Linked DNA regions of Mus musculus: region 1 is linked to region 2. Evidence: chromatin loops called from intact Hi-C (ENCODE). Cell type or tissue: left cerebral cortex. All regions are shown on one strand. Links, peaks and the distances in the headings refer to the core of each region. The heading gives the core; the rest is flanking DNA.

Evidence for each region. Hi-C counts contacts between places; a loop is a spot of excess contacts. Peaks named below come from ENCODE experiments on the same cell type or tissue, not always from the same donor. Only the 100,000 strongest peaks of a DNase experiment are listed, where the experiment ranks them.
Region 1: it touches region 2 in a loop (1.9-fold over the local background); 1 of 42 quality-filtered maps calls a loop at or near these places.

Annotation. Positions count from the first base shown.
Region 1 is chr6:85,175,703-85,183,154 of GRCm38, reverse strand. No RefSeq gene overlaps it. Among named protein-coding and RNA genes, the nearest start is that of Emx1, 8.5 kb to the left of the region's middle. In left cerebral cortex, for the core only: a CTCF peak has its summit at 3,383; no DNase peak of the experiment used is centred there.
Region 2 is chr6:85,334,765-85,342,216 of GRCm38, reverse strand. Rab11fip5 (RAB11 family interacting protein 5 (class I)) reads left to right here. Exons shown (of 6, transcript NM_001003955.2): 4 at 1-1,874; 5 at 4,547-4,736; 6 at 4,991-7,255. The coding sequence ends at 5,194. It overlaps Mir705 (microRNA 705), which reads left to right and starts at 5,844; the gene lies at 5,844-5,925. In left cerebral cortex, for the core only: a CTCF peak has its summit at 2,772 (motif pointing left); DNase peaks (open chromatin) are centred at 2,841, 3,425 and 5,069; H3K27ac peaks cover 1,904 bases.

The DNA of each region.
Region 1 (7,452 bases), core at 1,595-5,594, 160 kb after region 2:
CTCAAGTCCAGTCTCAGAGCAACAGGGGACTCACTTGTACAGTTTTATAACATGCTTCATCAAACTTTTCCAATCTAAAGCATATTTGGCTCTCATTAAATATTCACTATTGGACATTTTTATTCTTTATAAAGTTTCACAGGACTGAACTGTTTGTGTGTACATTGTGGGATCACACCCGTCCAAGTGTCTGTGCCTCTGCCTCTGTGTGTGTGTGTGTGTGTGTGTGTTGAGGATGGAACCCAAGGCCTTATGCATGCTAGGTTAAGTATTCTACAGCTGAGCTGTACTGCTGCCTCTTACTCAGGCCCCTAGTTATATCATATTGCACGTCCATCTTTCTTTTCTATGTAAATTTCCAGAAGTGTATTTTCAGTCATAGTTGTCTTAGGACTCTGCAGCCTCAAACACTTGCAAGTGCCCTGTCTTTCAAAAATCCTTAGAAATCCCCTTCCCTCGTCTTCCAAAAGGGCCCGAGTGTGAGTCCACTGCCCTGAGTGTGGCTCCTTCATGGTGTCCATCACAGTAGATGTCCATCACTGTGACCTTTTCCTTAGTCTAATTCTCTTTTCAGCCCACTCAATTTTTCTACTATCATCTGATCTATCTTGTGGTTACCCATGTTTGAATGTGCACAGCAGTACTGCATTTGTGTGGAGGCCAGAAGTCAGTCTTGGATGCCTTTCTCAGTTACTCTTCACTGTATTTGTGTGTGTGTGTGTGTGTGTGTGTGTGTGTGTGTGTGTGTGTGTGTGTGTTTTCGAGACAGGGCCTCTCTGTGTAATAGTCCTGGCTGTCCTAGAAGTTTCTCTGTACAGCAGGCTGGCCTCAAACTCACAGAGGTCTCTTTGCCTCTATTGGAATCAAAGGTGTGTTCCACCATGCCTGAACTGTAGTTTGTTTTGTTTTATTTAAGACATAGCCTTACTCTGTAAGCCTAGCTGGTCTGGAATTTGCTCTGCAGACAAAGCTTCAAACTCACTGAGATCTGTCTGGCCCCTGACTTTCAAGTGCTGGAGTGAGGCCTTGCCATCACTCCTGGCTCCACTTTATTGTTTGATTCAGGGTCTTTCTGAACTTAGCGTTCACTGATTTTTCTAGACTGGTTTGGCCAGCAAACCCTGAGGACCTTCCTATCTCTATTTTCCTAGTTTTGATCGTTTTCAATGTCAATTTGCCACAACTAAAATCCAGCTGAGAAGAGAGCCTCAATTCAGAAATTGTCTAGACCAGGTTGAGCTCTCTTTGTGCCTCACTGAGGGAATTGTCTTGACTGTTAAGTGTTGTAGGAAGACCCAGCCCATCATGGGTGGTACCATTCCCTAGGCAAGCAGTCCTAAGCTCTTTGAGTTAAAAGAGACCTAGATGATGCAGGCACCTTTTGAATGTCTTGTGTCTCGCCTAGCTTGATTGTGGACATGTGCTGTGACACCTGTCCTTTTATGTGGGTGTTGGGGATCTGAAATCAGGTCTTCTTGTTTGCATGGAAAACACTATTGACTGAGCCATCTCCACAGCCCTCTTTCTGTCTTGATGCAGGTTCCTCACAGGTCTGTTGGCTTCCACAGATCAAACCACCAAACAGCACAGGTTTATGTCATATCTCCCTGTGTAGCCCTCAGGCCCCTTAAACATTCACTGTACTCCATAATTGACCTCCACCATGAGGGCCAAATGTGGCTCTCTTTGGACTCCTTCTCCTGATAGTGGCCCACCTTTGTGGAGCACTTGGATGCAGGCTCTCAGAAGCATGGGAACCTCTCTTTCTTAGTTATGCCCTGGGAGGTCAATCCTAACTTTTCTTTCCACTTCTAACTCTGTTGCTTGGCTCATTCGGGCTTTTGTTTCTTTTCTTTAATGATTCTCTTATAATAAGCACTTAAGAACTTGGCAATTTTTCCTCTCTAAAATTCATTTCAAACATGGCCGCTAAGACTCCAACATTACAATTGTACACTGTTAAAATATTTTTGTGCAGTGATGGGATATGGGAGACCTTTGCAAATAAACTGTGACTATGAAGATAATAATCGAACGCCTCTTCTTGAGGGAACTAAGTTGGAATGAGTTAGTACTGATTCCTAGTGATGCATTACTCTTAGCACACCGTGCGTACTCCACAAGCAATAACTTTTAGCATGAGTACTCCTCCCCCGCACCACTGGTAGGACAGGGTGTGTCTGGCCTCAAACTCACAGAGATCCTCCTGTTTCTCCCTCCCAAGTGCTCTTACTTAAAGACATGTGCCACTATACCCAGCCACAGAAGTTTTAGTATTTAACATGTTTGCGTTTGTTAACTTTGAGACAGAATCTCACTGTGTAGCCCAAGTTGGCCTTGAACTCACAGAGATCTGCCTGTCTCTGCCTCCCGAGTGCTGGGATAAAGGTAGTATATCACCATGTCTGACATGAAGTGTTTGGCCTGCATGCATTGTGTCCATGGATATCAGAAAAGGTCATCAGATCCCCTGGAACTGGGGTTACAAATGGCTGTGAGACGCCATGTGGGTGCTGGGGACTGAACTAAGTCTTCCACAGCAGCAGCGAGTATGCTGAACTTTTGACCCAGCTTTCCAGTCCCTCATTTTTTTTTTTAATTAAAGATCTGTTTTTTATTTTTTATTTCTGATTCTGTGTTTGTATGTGTATGTGAATGGGAGTGCAGGTGCTTTCAGAAGCCAGAAGAGGACATCCAATCCCTCGGAGCTAGTGTTCCAGGAAGTTGTGAGCTGCCTGATGTAAGTGTAGGGACTGAACTCCCAACTTCTGCAACTTTGCCACTGAGCTATCCCTCCAGCCCTAACTGTTTTCAGCATGGTTTAAAATCTTTAGCTTGGCCTTAAGGACCTCCATAAGCAAACCTTTCCTTTCTGGCTTCCTGCCCTCTGTTCTTCTGTGGGCAGCATGCCCTGGAACTACTGCCAGCCAGAGTGCTCACCAGGGGCACTGTCCAGTGCTGGCACCACCTGCCCTGGGCTAGACCCTCCCACATCAATTATTAATCAAGAAAAGCTTCCCACAGCCTTACCTGTACGTCAGTGTGATTCAAGTGATGTCTAACGTTTTTCTCCTTTATGTCCTGGTCAAAGCAGTGCACCAGCTGCAGGTGCCAGCCTAACTTCAGAGAGGAGAGAGATTGTCACCAGTGTCTGGAGTGAAGGACGTGGAATGTCAGCGCCATGAGAATTTTTCCATCCTGTTCGTGGCTGTGTTTCTAACGCTCAGGCCATGATTGCCTGACACACAGTCAATACTCATTAAAGATGTTTTTGACTGAATGTATTTATTTGAGAAACACATTTCAAGGTTATGTTTGTTCTGAGACAGTGTGAAAATGCAACTCCCCTGCCCTGGGAGGCTTGCCATGAAGGAAGAGGTGTGATCTACTGCCCCCCAGTGTGGACTTCCCTGCTAGGACATGTGGGAAGGAGACTCCTCCTGCAGGGTTCTGTACTGCTTTGGAAGAACATTCAGATATCTTGAACTTGGAACCTGCTCACTAATGGGAAACCTCTTAGTGGATGCACTGGTAAGTTTTTTGTCAGCTTGATACGAAGCTAAAACCATCCAGGAAGAGGGAATCTCACCGAGAAATCACCTGAATCACACTGACGTACAGGTAAGGCTGTGGGGAATTTTTCTCAATTAATAATTGATGTGGGAGGGTCTAGCCCATGGCAAGTGGTGCCAGCCCTGGACAGGTGTGTTCCTGGCTTGTATAAGAAAGGTAACTGAGCAAGCCAGTAAACACTGCCCCCCCCCCCCATGTCTCTGCTTCAGTTCTTGTCTCCAGGTTCCTGCCTTGAGTTTCTGCCTTGGCTTCTCTTAGGGATGGACTGTGATATGGAAATATAAGCCCATGTCTAATAAACGATTTTCTCCCCAAGTTGCTTTGGGTAGTGTTTATTATAGTGATAGGAAAGCAAACCAGGGCACTGGCAGTGAGCTGGTCAGGCAAGATCCTTGGCAAATCCAGCTCCTTTGAGTTGTAGAGCGGACAATATGTGATCATCAAAAGCATTGGAATAGGAAGATTCAGTCAGTGAGAAATGAGCAGAAGCCGGGAGACAAGATCTCTTCTTTAGACCACAGTGCTTTGAACCCTGAGACAGAGGAAGTTAAAAGCAGCAGATATGTGCCCCACACAATGAAAACCTGTCCTGTGGAACTCAGTGCCAAGGTAGGCCAACAGGCCTGTCCCTACCTGGCTCTTCCAGCCTGTTCAAGGCTCACCTCCCTGCTGTCCATCACACAAATGTGCTCACTCGTGTCAAGGTCCGAACAGCCTTGCATTATACAACACACACACTCTTCCTCTTTTTCACAAGTTGAGTGATCTGACTTGGATTGCACAACCTCACTCTGTCCTGAATTCTGGACCAAAAATGTTAGAGAAGCCTAAAAGATCCAGAAACTAAAAATGTAGTAACTGCTCCAAACCCCCAGACAAACACGTAGCAGTGGAAAACATTTGTAAACCAAATAATACTCACAGACAAAGTTCTAAGAAAGGGTGTGTGGTTCATGCCTTTAATCCCAGCACTTCGGAGGTAGATGCAGGAGGATCTCCAAATTAGAGACCAGCCTGGCCTACAAAGTGAGTTCCAGGACAACCAGTGCTACACAGAGAAACCCTGCCTTAAAACAAAACAAAGCAAAGCAAAGCAAAACAAAACAAAACAGCTCAAAGAAAGGTTAAATGTGAGGGGGCAGTGCACAAAATACATAGAGACAAAATTATCGTGAGAGGTGGCTAAACCCATAAACTATAGATCAGATTTGCAAAAACCAACATAAATTAGAATTTAGAAAGCTGGTGCTTTAGCTCAGTGGTAGATTGTGTGTCCAGATTCAAGGGGTGTTGTATTTCAACAGCTAGAGCAAGGGAGAAGAAATAAGGAACACAGAATATTGAATATCCTACCAAAAAGCCCCAAAATGGTATTAAGCAAAAATTTAAGGATCAGCAAGAGGACTTACTGGGTGAGGGCAATTGTGGGAGTCTAAGCCTTTGAACTCGTGGTGGAAGGAAAGAACCAACTCCTGGAAGTTGTCCTTTGACCTCAGTTAGTAGAGGCCCTGCCTAGCATATAGGAAGCCCTGGCCTCATTCCCCAGAACTGGATAAACCAGACTTGGTAGCACACACCAGTAATCCCAGCACCAGGAAGATGGAGGCAGGTGGACCAGAGGTTCGGGGTCAGTCTTGGCTACATGGGATCCTGTTTCTAAACAACCACAAATGATCTACACATAAACAATGATTACCAAAGAAAAGAAGCAGAGAGAAATGGCAGGTTCTTAGAGAGTAAAGACAAACTAACGCTCAACTGTGCATGCCAGAGAGAGCAGGATGCATCATCAACTCACGGAGAGAAAATTACTTACAAGCTAGAATTATATTTTTAGCAAACACTGTCTTTCAAGACTAAGAATGAAAGAAAGACATTTCAGACAAATCAAAAATGAAAATCTCCACCAACCGAACCTCAGTGAAGGAATTTCGGGCAGAAGGGAAATAGCTGCAGAAGGCAAGAAACCTTGGAGGGAAACTGTGAACGGTGCCCGTGCCATGCTGTTCTCAGAGACTCTGCAGACTGCAGTGACACAACTGGGGTGGTGGTGACCAAAGCACATCATATCACACAGTGCTCTGAAGGGAGGTCAAGGTGGTAATTTGAGGAAGTAAGGGGCCAGCAAGATGTCTCAGTGAGTAAAGGCACCTGCTGCCAAGCCAGACGACCTGCGTCCTATCCCTGGGGCCCACGTAGTAGAAGGAGAGGACCAGCTCGACAAAGTTGTCCTCTGACCTCCACGTGTGCATCTTGTTAGGCATTCACCTGGACACATGTACACGAGGAACTAAAAAGCAAAAAGTTTAAAAGTTGAAGGGACTTAAACGTACTTGATCAAATGCCCATGGCCGTAATCAGAGGCTCATGCATGGATTAATACTTCCTTATAGTAAAGGAGGAAAAGGTAGGATGAAGAAAAGCGGCGAGGCAGACAATTAAATGACAGTATTCCCCTTCCCAATGAAAATATAATCAAGACAACTGGAGAGGTGGCTTCTCTGTTCGGAGGGCCTGAGTTCTGTTCCCAGCACCCACAGCAGGTGGCTCACAAGCTGCTTCTAACTCTAACTCCAGGGAACCTGACATCCTCTTCTGGCCTCCATGGGCACTGCACTCACATGTGCACACATGTGCACCTACCTAAAGACACACATAGACACATATGTAAAAAGATGAAACCTAGTCATCATGGTGTGAGACAAAACAGGCAGATCTGCGTGACATGAAGGCCAGCCTGGTCTACACAGACTGTTTCAGGGCAACCGTGGATACAAACAGAGAAACTCTGCCTAGAAAAACCAAACCAAACCAAACCAAACCAAACCAAACCAAACCAAACCAAACCAAACAAACAAAAAGATAAACTAGAACTGAAGGGATGGCTCAATGGTTAAGAGCACTGGCTGCTCTTCCAGAGGTCCTGAGTTCAATTCCCCGCATCCATATGGTACCTCATAACCATCTGTAATGGGATCAGATATCCTCTTCTGGTGTATATGAAGACAGAGTACTCATATAAGAATAAATAAGTACATAAATATTTTTTTAAAAAGAAACAAAAGATACTAAACTAAGCAGAAACCTTGCATGTAAGGTTTCTAAAACAGTGCAGGAGTTTGTCAGGAGGCTGAAGGAGCCCTGCTCTGGGCCACTAATCTGGTTAGAAAACAACTGAGAAAACATGGAAAGCAAGCATCTTAACAAGAAGTGTTAGAGAATCTGTCACTGGCAGTCTCTTCCCGGAGACAGAACACAATCGCCGAGCGACTCTAAATAAACACTTAAGTAACAGGAATCTAAAAATTGATGTCAAAACAAAAGTTTGAGTTTCTATTTCTCACAAAAAAGATCCCAAGAGTTTATCATCAAATTTCCATGTCTGTAGTAGCAGAGCAGGAAGGAGGAATTTCTCCAAAAGGATGAAAGTCTGGCACACACGCGTGTGGGTAGCGGGGCAGCTCATTTCTAACCAGGGCTCCACATGTGATCTGAGATTTGGGGATGGGAGAGGGGAGTAATAACTATCAGCACCCCCAACAGCCTAAAGTACACAAAGCTAAAGGCAAATGCAGACACTGGTGTGTGCTTGTTTCTATGTGTGCATGCATGCCTGTGGAGGGCAAAGGCGACCTCTAGGTTGTGAATCCCTGGTTACCACTCACCTGGGATTTCTGAGACAGAATCTCTCACTGAGACCTCATGCTAGGCTTTCTAGCTAGTGAGCCCCAGAGATCACCTGTCTTTTCCTCCCTAGAGTTAGGATTACAAGCACAACCCACCACACCCGGCTTTTAATGTGTGTGTTCTTGGGATCAAACTCTGGTCCTTAAGGTTGTGCAGCAAGCACTTGACATCTGAGTTATCTTCCCGGCCCTG
Region 2 (7,452 bases), core at 1,137-5,136:
GCCGCTGCTGCCACCATTGTCCTTGAAGCCACCCCATCCGGATTCTTGGGGGTCACCAACCCGTTCCTCAACTCCTTGCAGAGCAACCCCTTCTTCGAGGATCTCAAAGCCGACATAGCACTAAATTCTCCTTCACCTGCTCCCTCTCTCCCCAGTGCCTCGAGGGCCAGCCTGGCCCCCCTGGCCTCCCCTGGGAAAGCCCTGCCTGAGTGGGACGACACCTTCAACATCTTTGCTGCTGGCAGGCTGCAGCAAGAGGCCGGGAGTGGGATCCTGGCCCCTGCAGGAATGGGGCTGGAGGAGGATGGGCTGCAAGACCCAGGCCCTAGGACCATGGCAGTGAAAGCGACAGAGCCCCAGGGAGAGCCTGGGAGAGGAAGAAGAGGAAGCAACATATGGCTAGAGCCCAAGGTTTCTGTGGACTCAGAACTGGACCAGCCAAGCACAAGTATGTCTGACCCAGGACCCTTTGGGTCTTCAGGGAGTGGTCCATCCTCCAGGGCATCCCAGTTGCACCTGCAAGCCTCAGCCTCAACACCAGACCGGGAGCTTCCTGCCTCAGAAGGGGGAGCGGGGCAGAGTCCAGCAGATAGTGGGGCATCTCTGTTCAGCTCCCCAGAAGTTCTCAGTGTGTGGGAGAGATTTCCTGGTTCAGATGACACTCCTGGAGGCCGAGATGAGGAGGCCCCCCAAGATGGAAGCCAGCTTTTCCAGGAGCTGAACACAGTGGAGGATTCCTGGCCTTGGGATGTGATCACCATTTCTCCTACAGCAGAGGTCGCTTCACCTGTCATGAAGGGAGAATCCGACGGGGTACTTTCTTCCCAGGTGCAGCCTGAATCTCCAGATACTGTGCCCCCCATGGGGAGCGAAGGGCTCCCAGCATTGCTGGAGCCAGAGCCAGAGCAGGGATTGGATGAGGGGCCATGGCTTGGCCCTCCACCTCCCAAGCCACCACGCCTCTTCACACCCACCAATTCTCAGGTGGAGGAGGAGGACAAAGAGGAGGAAGAGAATGCTACAGGGCGGCAAAGTAGCAGGGGACCAGGGGTAGAAAAAGACAGCACCCCCCGTGCATTGGCCATTGGTCCCCAAGAGTCTAAGGAGGAATGGGTAAATCCAGAGTTGGAGAAATTGCATAGACTGCCCTCTGGAACCCTGATAGGTAAGCCAGAACTTGAAGACCCAGTAGGAGAAACTAGTAGCCCTGTGTTTGGGGACTGTCCACCTAGGCCCACCAGCTGCCCTGAGGGGCCTGTCCCCAGACCCCATAACTCAATCAGCTCCACTCTGCTGAGTCAGAAGGTCTTGGGGACCTCAGAGACAGAGGAGGGCTTTGAAACCAAGAGCCAGGAGCTAGCCAAAGAGGGGTTTGGGCCTCTCTCAGTCCCCTCCCAGCAGTCAAGTATGCGGGCCAAGGAAGAGGAGGAGGGGGAGGAAGAGGAGGAAGAGGGAGAGGAGGAGGAGGCATTGGAGACCTCCAATTCCTTCTTATGTCAGGAAAGCCAAGATCCCCCCAGCTTCCCATCCATATCACCACCAGGGTCAAGGGGATCCTCTATTCACTCTGGTCCAGAAGAGTTGCCCACACCCCCAGAACCTGCCTTCCCACCTCCCCCTCTCCCACCCTGGGCCAGCCACCGCCACGGCGTGCCAGGCCCTCCATGCCCTCCCCTGCCTATAGCCTGGCCCTTGACCTCTTCTTCCTCACCTCCCGAGGAGTCAGCTTCACCCCTCGGTCCCCCTGAGCTCTCCCCCACTGGGGGCTCCCCTACATCATATGGGGAAGACCATGCTGCAGCCACCCCAGCCTCCCCGCTTGTGCTTCTGCCCCTGGAGACACGACCAGCTGAGGAGCCCCAGCCCAGCGGCAGGTGAGCGTCCACCCAGAACCCTTCCCAGTAGGAAAGTGGGCGGGGAAATGACCCGGGAGTAGAAGTATTTCACTGTCCAGCTTCATGTTTGCTGAGGGCACGTGGTAAGGGTCTCCTCTATTTGGAGGCAGGTGGTCAAGGCTTTGAAGCCATGCACTTCTGTAGGACCAGCGCTGACTTTGATTATACATAGGACATCTGTGTGGCCCTATAAGCTGGGGGTTTGGGAAACAGCACCTGATAAGGGTAGGGGTTGAGGAGTGAGGTTGGAGAGAGTCAGTGTGCCCTGGCAGGAGATGGGAATGAGAGCTGTATCAGTTGTACAAAGATGCTGTGGTTGGGGGGATGGGAGTTCCACAAAGTGATGATACTTCTTCAGGTAACAGGTTGTAGTGGGACCCACAGCATTTTTCTGTCCAGGTAGGATGAGTTAGCAGAGAGCTGGTAGAAGGTCTGGGACTTAGAGAGGAAGCTGAAGGCAGGCTCAGAGGAGAGGAGAGGAGAGGAAGTGGTCTTCAAGTGCTTTCCATACCCAAAGCTCCTAGAAAAGGCTTTTCAGCTGCAGCAGGCACCTCACTGGCTTGCTTTGTCATTGGTTTTCTGGGCTAGACTCCCATCTGTTGAGGGCAGCTGAGTGGACAGCTGATGCCTCTGTGGCTGTGGTCATGGAGACTTGGGATGAGGGCTCAGTGAGAGTGACCCAGTAGGGGCAGCAGTTCAGGATGGCAGTGGCTCAGGATCTAGCCCTGGTCTCTGAGGCCCCCGGCCTGCTCAGGCATATGTGCAGGGCTCTGAGCAAGCACCTGTTTTTGTGCCAGAACTAAGGCATGCCTAGTCCAGGTGGATGGCCAGGGAGCATTCAGTGAGGGAGGCAGTAGGGCCTGCTGGTGACACCTAGTGGTGGGTGGGGCTGTAGGAGCTGGTGGCTATGGTTTCCTCATTTCCTGGTGACAGTGTCCTCATCTGGCCCACATCTTGTAGTATAACCTTGATTTATACTCACACTTGCAGGGTTTCTTTTCAGAATTGGTTTCACTTCATATGTATATGTGAAGTGATAGTCATATAGGACTGTCCCTATTTCTCAGATGAGTGTGGGGGTGGTTCAGGCTGAGAGCCTAGCACTGTAGCTGCTTGCTGAGAGGGTACCTCCATGCACTGAGGGTGGCTGTTGAGACAGGTGGCCTTGGAGTTGCTTTCAGACCGTCTCCAGTGCAGACTCCAGATGAGAGGACAGGTGAAGGCCCAGTGAGGTGAAGCTCCCTGTGTGGGCACTTGATATGCTTTCTTGTCTGTGAGACTAGACACCAGCCCTGTCCTGAGGAGCACGGGTCATCCTGAGCCTGTGCCAGGGGTGCTGGGGGGCTAAGACTAAGTGGCTTTACTTTCTATTCTTTGCCCGAAGGCTTGGAGTCTCTATAGGGTGAGTGGATCTGTGAGGTTCCCCCAGGACAGGTTAGCTGATTTATGGGCCCGATGCTTCCAGCTTATATAACTACTGCAAATGTCAGGTGCTAAGGCATCCCAGGAGAGGGTTAGCTTAGCTTAGGGAATCACTAGGTTTCCTGGAGGAGGTGAGCTTGCATAGCTTTGACACGGCAGTAGGAACTAGGTTAGTAGGAAGAAGGGTAGAGGAATATCTTGGGGGGTGGTGATGAGGCACAGTTTCATGTAGCAGAGGCTGGCCTTGAGTTCCTAGTGCTTCTGCCTCTGCTGTGCTGTTATTACAGGCGTGTACTTCTATGTCTAGCTAGTTTTTGTAAAGGTCGGATGGTCGTTGGTGTTTATGACTGAGGAGAGGGTAGTTATGGGCCAGGATGCACAGGCAGAGCCTCGTTGTTCTAGAATCTGTTATCTTACCTAGAAAGGAGCCACTAAAGGAATTAATGGAAAGCCACTAATTGTCTCTTAGATTAGGGAGTGGGTGGCCAGAGGGCAGGTGCAGCTAGGAGAGGAAGACGGGTGAGGCTGAAGTGGATGAGTTGGAGGGCCTCCTAGAGGTGTGAGGGGAACTAGGTATGTCCAGGAGGACTCCAGGGAAGCAGCTGGACTGTAGCTGGCGAGATACAGGGTGTCCAGGAGAAGGAGAAGCTGGGGAACTAGCAGTTTAGACGGAGAGGCGGCTGGTAGAGGTCAGGACACTAGCTGCAGGTCTTTGAAGAAGGGGAGAGATGGGTGGCTGTCGGCTCAGAAGTCAAGGAGGGGACCCAGCAGATTTACTTGGCCTGGGGTATCAGCATGGAGGTCTTGGCCTGAGTACTCAAGGAAAGGGAGAGGTTAGAAAAGGAAGGCAGTTCCCCACGCTCCGGACAGGGTTGTGGGAGGAGGCAGGGTCCAGGTCAAGAGGTTTTGCAGTCCTGTCCCAAAGCTCATGGTAAGCCATTAGCAGAGAGAGGTAAAGATGAGGGAACACCATAGTCTGTAGGGCTTTCTTGCTCTTCACCCTGAAGTTCTCACACCCACAGGCTTGACTGGGACACTAGCTGTGTAGAAGACAAGGCACGGGAAATGGCTGCCTAAGCCTGATCACAAGGTAGAAGAGTTTGTAGGCCAGTTTTCCATGCTGGTGCATTGAGGAGGGCAGGATGCTGTCCTGAGATATCATAGAGACGGTGGTATAACCTTTGTGCGGCCTTCGGTCCCTGCAGCTCACCTCCTGTTTGTCTTTGCAGTCCCCACCCTGTGAAACCCCTTACTGCTGCCCCTGTGGAGGCTAGCCCCGACAGGAAACAGCCCCGTACCAGCCTGAGCACAGCCCTGAGTAGCGGACTGGAGAGGCTCAAAACTGTCACATCTGGTGGCATCCAGTCTGTGCTTCCAGCGTCCCAGCTTGGCTCAAGTGTGGACACCAAGAGGCCAAAGGTGAGGTGCAGCAAGGTGTTAGGGGGCAACTGAGAGAACAGGCCGTAAGATGAACAGAGGCCAAGTGATGCTGGGGGCAGAGCAGGTAACTGGTAATTCCCCGTGCCACAGCTCTTAAGTGGAGAGGACATCTTCAGCCATAGAGATGGGCTGCTGCCAGGTCTGGGGTTCTACAGTAGGGAAACAGGTTTGGGTGGGCTAGCTGGGGGAAGGTCTAGCCCTCCCCTGCTTAGTTGCATTCTATTTTGCTATAGGATTCTGCTGTGCTGGACCAGTCGGCCAAGTACTATCACCTGACTCATGATGAGCTCATTGGCCTGCTCCTGCAGCGTGAGCGTGAGCTGAGCCAGAGAGACGAGCATGTGCAAGAACTGGAGAGCTACATTGACCGGCTGCTGGTGCGGATCATGGAGACCTCGCCCACACTGCTGCAAATCTCCCCTGGCCCCCCCAAGTAGCCCTTCACGCCATCCCTGGAGGGATGGTGAGGACCTGTGTAGTGCCCGCCACTGACTGCTCTCACCTGAGTAGGGCAAGCCTGCTCTCATGGTGACTCTCTGCACCCCTCCCCATCCTGCCTCTGCTCTGGCTGCTGGAAGGGGCTCTTTGAACTCCCACTGGAGCCTTGGGTCTTCCCTACCTGACCATTCTCACACGCGAGGTTATGGGGCTCCCCAGAGAATTGCAACAAGGTTGTTAGCTGTCAAGATGGAGCAGGAGTGAGCTCTGGGTTCTGGGGTGAGCTGAATTATCTAAGGCAACACTGTTGACAGCACAGCTCACCCCATGAGGCTGGTCATTTGTTTCTCCTCTTGACCAACTCTTCATCTCCATTGCCTTCTGGCACCTGGAGGGTCTCCTAGGCCACTGGGACAGGGATGGGAACTAAGCTGCTTGCTTTTCTGTGCACTGTAGACAACCAGGGCACCTACACTTCAGCCTTGTGCCTATACCCTAAGAGCAAGGAGCCTGTGTGTTTTCGTCTTGTCTCTCTGTCTAGAGCATGTACACAGGGTGGTGGTGGTGGTGGGGGGTGGTGGTGGTGGTGGTGGTGGTATGTGCCTATTCCTCAGCTGCCCCCTGCCCCTCTTCAGACCCTCCCACTCCATGTCCCAGTAGTGGTGGGAGGTGGGGTGGGCACAGAGGGAATGACTTCTTTCTCCTGCAGTCCTCCCTACCTCCCTAACATGAAACCCTCCAGGTTGGGGTTTGGGGCTGCTCATGTTTTGTGGACCAGGCCTCCATTCATGTCTGTTAACACTCGTCAGATGCCAAAACTGTGCTGCTGTGGGCTCAGAACATTTGGAAACCAATTAAACGTGCCTTTTGTGGGTGAGGACAAGAGCCTCTGGATGTAGATGTCTCTCTGGCCATGGTGTCCCCTCCCTCCTGTTGAGCACGTGAAAACGGCTGTGAGGGTCCTGAAAGGGGGCTGTGGACCACGCTGTTTACTACCCCGAGAAGTACCTCAGCTAAGGCTCTGGCCAACCTGCTTTGGAGGTGTCCTAAGCCGCCTTCCCACTTCCTGGTCCTCCCTTGACCCTTATTTGGAGCATCCTGGTAAAAAAATCTAGTGCACAGTAGGTCTGGGGCTATCCTGCACCTTACTGTGTCTGACCTTGGGTCCCAGTTATGCTGGACCAGTGGGTTTGTCTGGAAGCAGGAGGCTTCATTCTGCTTTAGGAGACACCTGAGCTTAGGAAAATGCCCGTGGCTCTCCAGCTGTTCTGTCCTTGTTGTACAGTCCCTCCTGCTCACCAATCCCTCCTGTCTTGCCTGGCTTGGCTGAAGTGCATTCAAGTGAAGTCAGGTATCTGCTCTGTGGTCCAGCTTCTAGCTTGCTTGTGAATACTGCCAGTCTCCCTGGCATCCTCGGGGGTCCTTGGTGGCTGTGCATTACAAAAGGTATGAGTGAAGGAGGTGAGATGCTGACAAAAGATTCTTTGGGCCCAGTGGAGAAGCAGTAACGTCTTTCCAGCTGTCTCTTAAAGACAGGGTCATGGGTTCACTCAGAACACCTCAGGAGAATATTCTCTGTGGATGACGTCAGTCTTCTGCCAGCATAGAGCAGATGAACCACAATGGGGTCCACCACTGTGCAGTTACCAACTATAGGTCAACTCAGAGATGAGAAAATAGCCACCAGTTCCCAGAGTTTGGGGGTAGGGTCAGTCCTTGGGTGTTGGAGGTGTCTTTTGAGGAACTGAGTCCCTCTTCTAGGTCTTCCTCTGGGCTTTAATTAGTCCCAGCCCTTCTCTCATCTTTCATCCATCCTTGCTGTTTGGCTTCTCTACATGGCCAGGGCAGGGGTGTCCTGCAGAGAGGTCCTGAACTGAGGCCAGGGTTTTGTTCATTGTCTGATCCTTACCACATACTGCAGAGTGCAGCCAGACAGGCAGCAAGCAGGCACAGCTCTGCTCTGCCCTTTGTCCTCCTAGTTGAAACTCCTGTCTATAAAGAGCTTGTTCTTCATGTTTTGAGCACTTTATGAAGAATAAAAAGATCACGTACCGCAGCCAGCTTGTGTGTTTGTTTTGAAATGAGCGGACAAAGGAGACCGCCTGTGGGAGAGGGCAGTGTGGTTCTCAGGTGACAGAGCTACCGCTCTGAAATCACAGGCAACACTGCCTCATGGCCCGTGTGCCTAGGATGCCTGTGCTCACGGGCACTGATCACAGGCATATTTACTGAGTGTTGGGCCTGGCGGGGTGGGGGG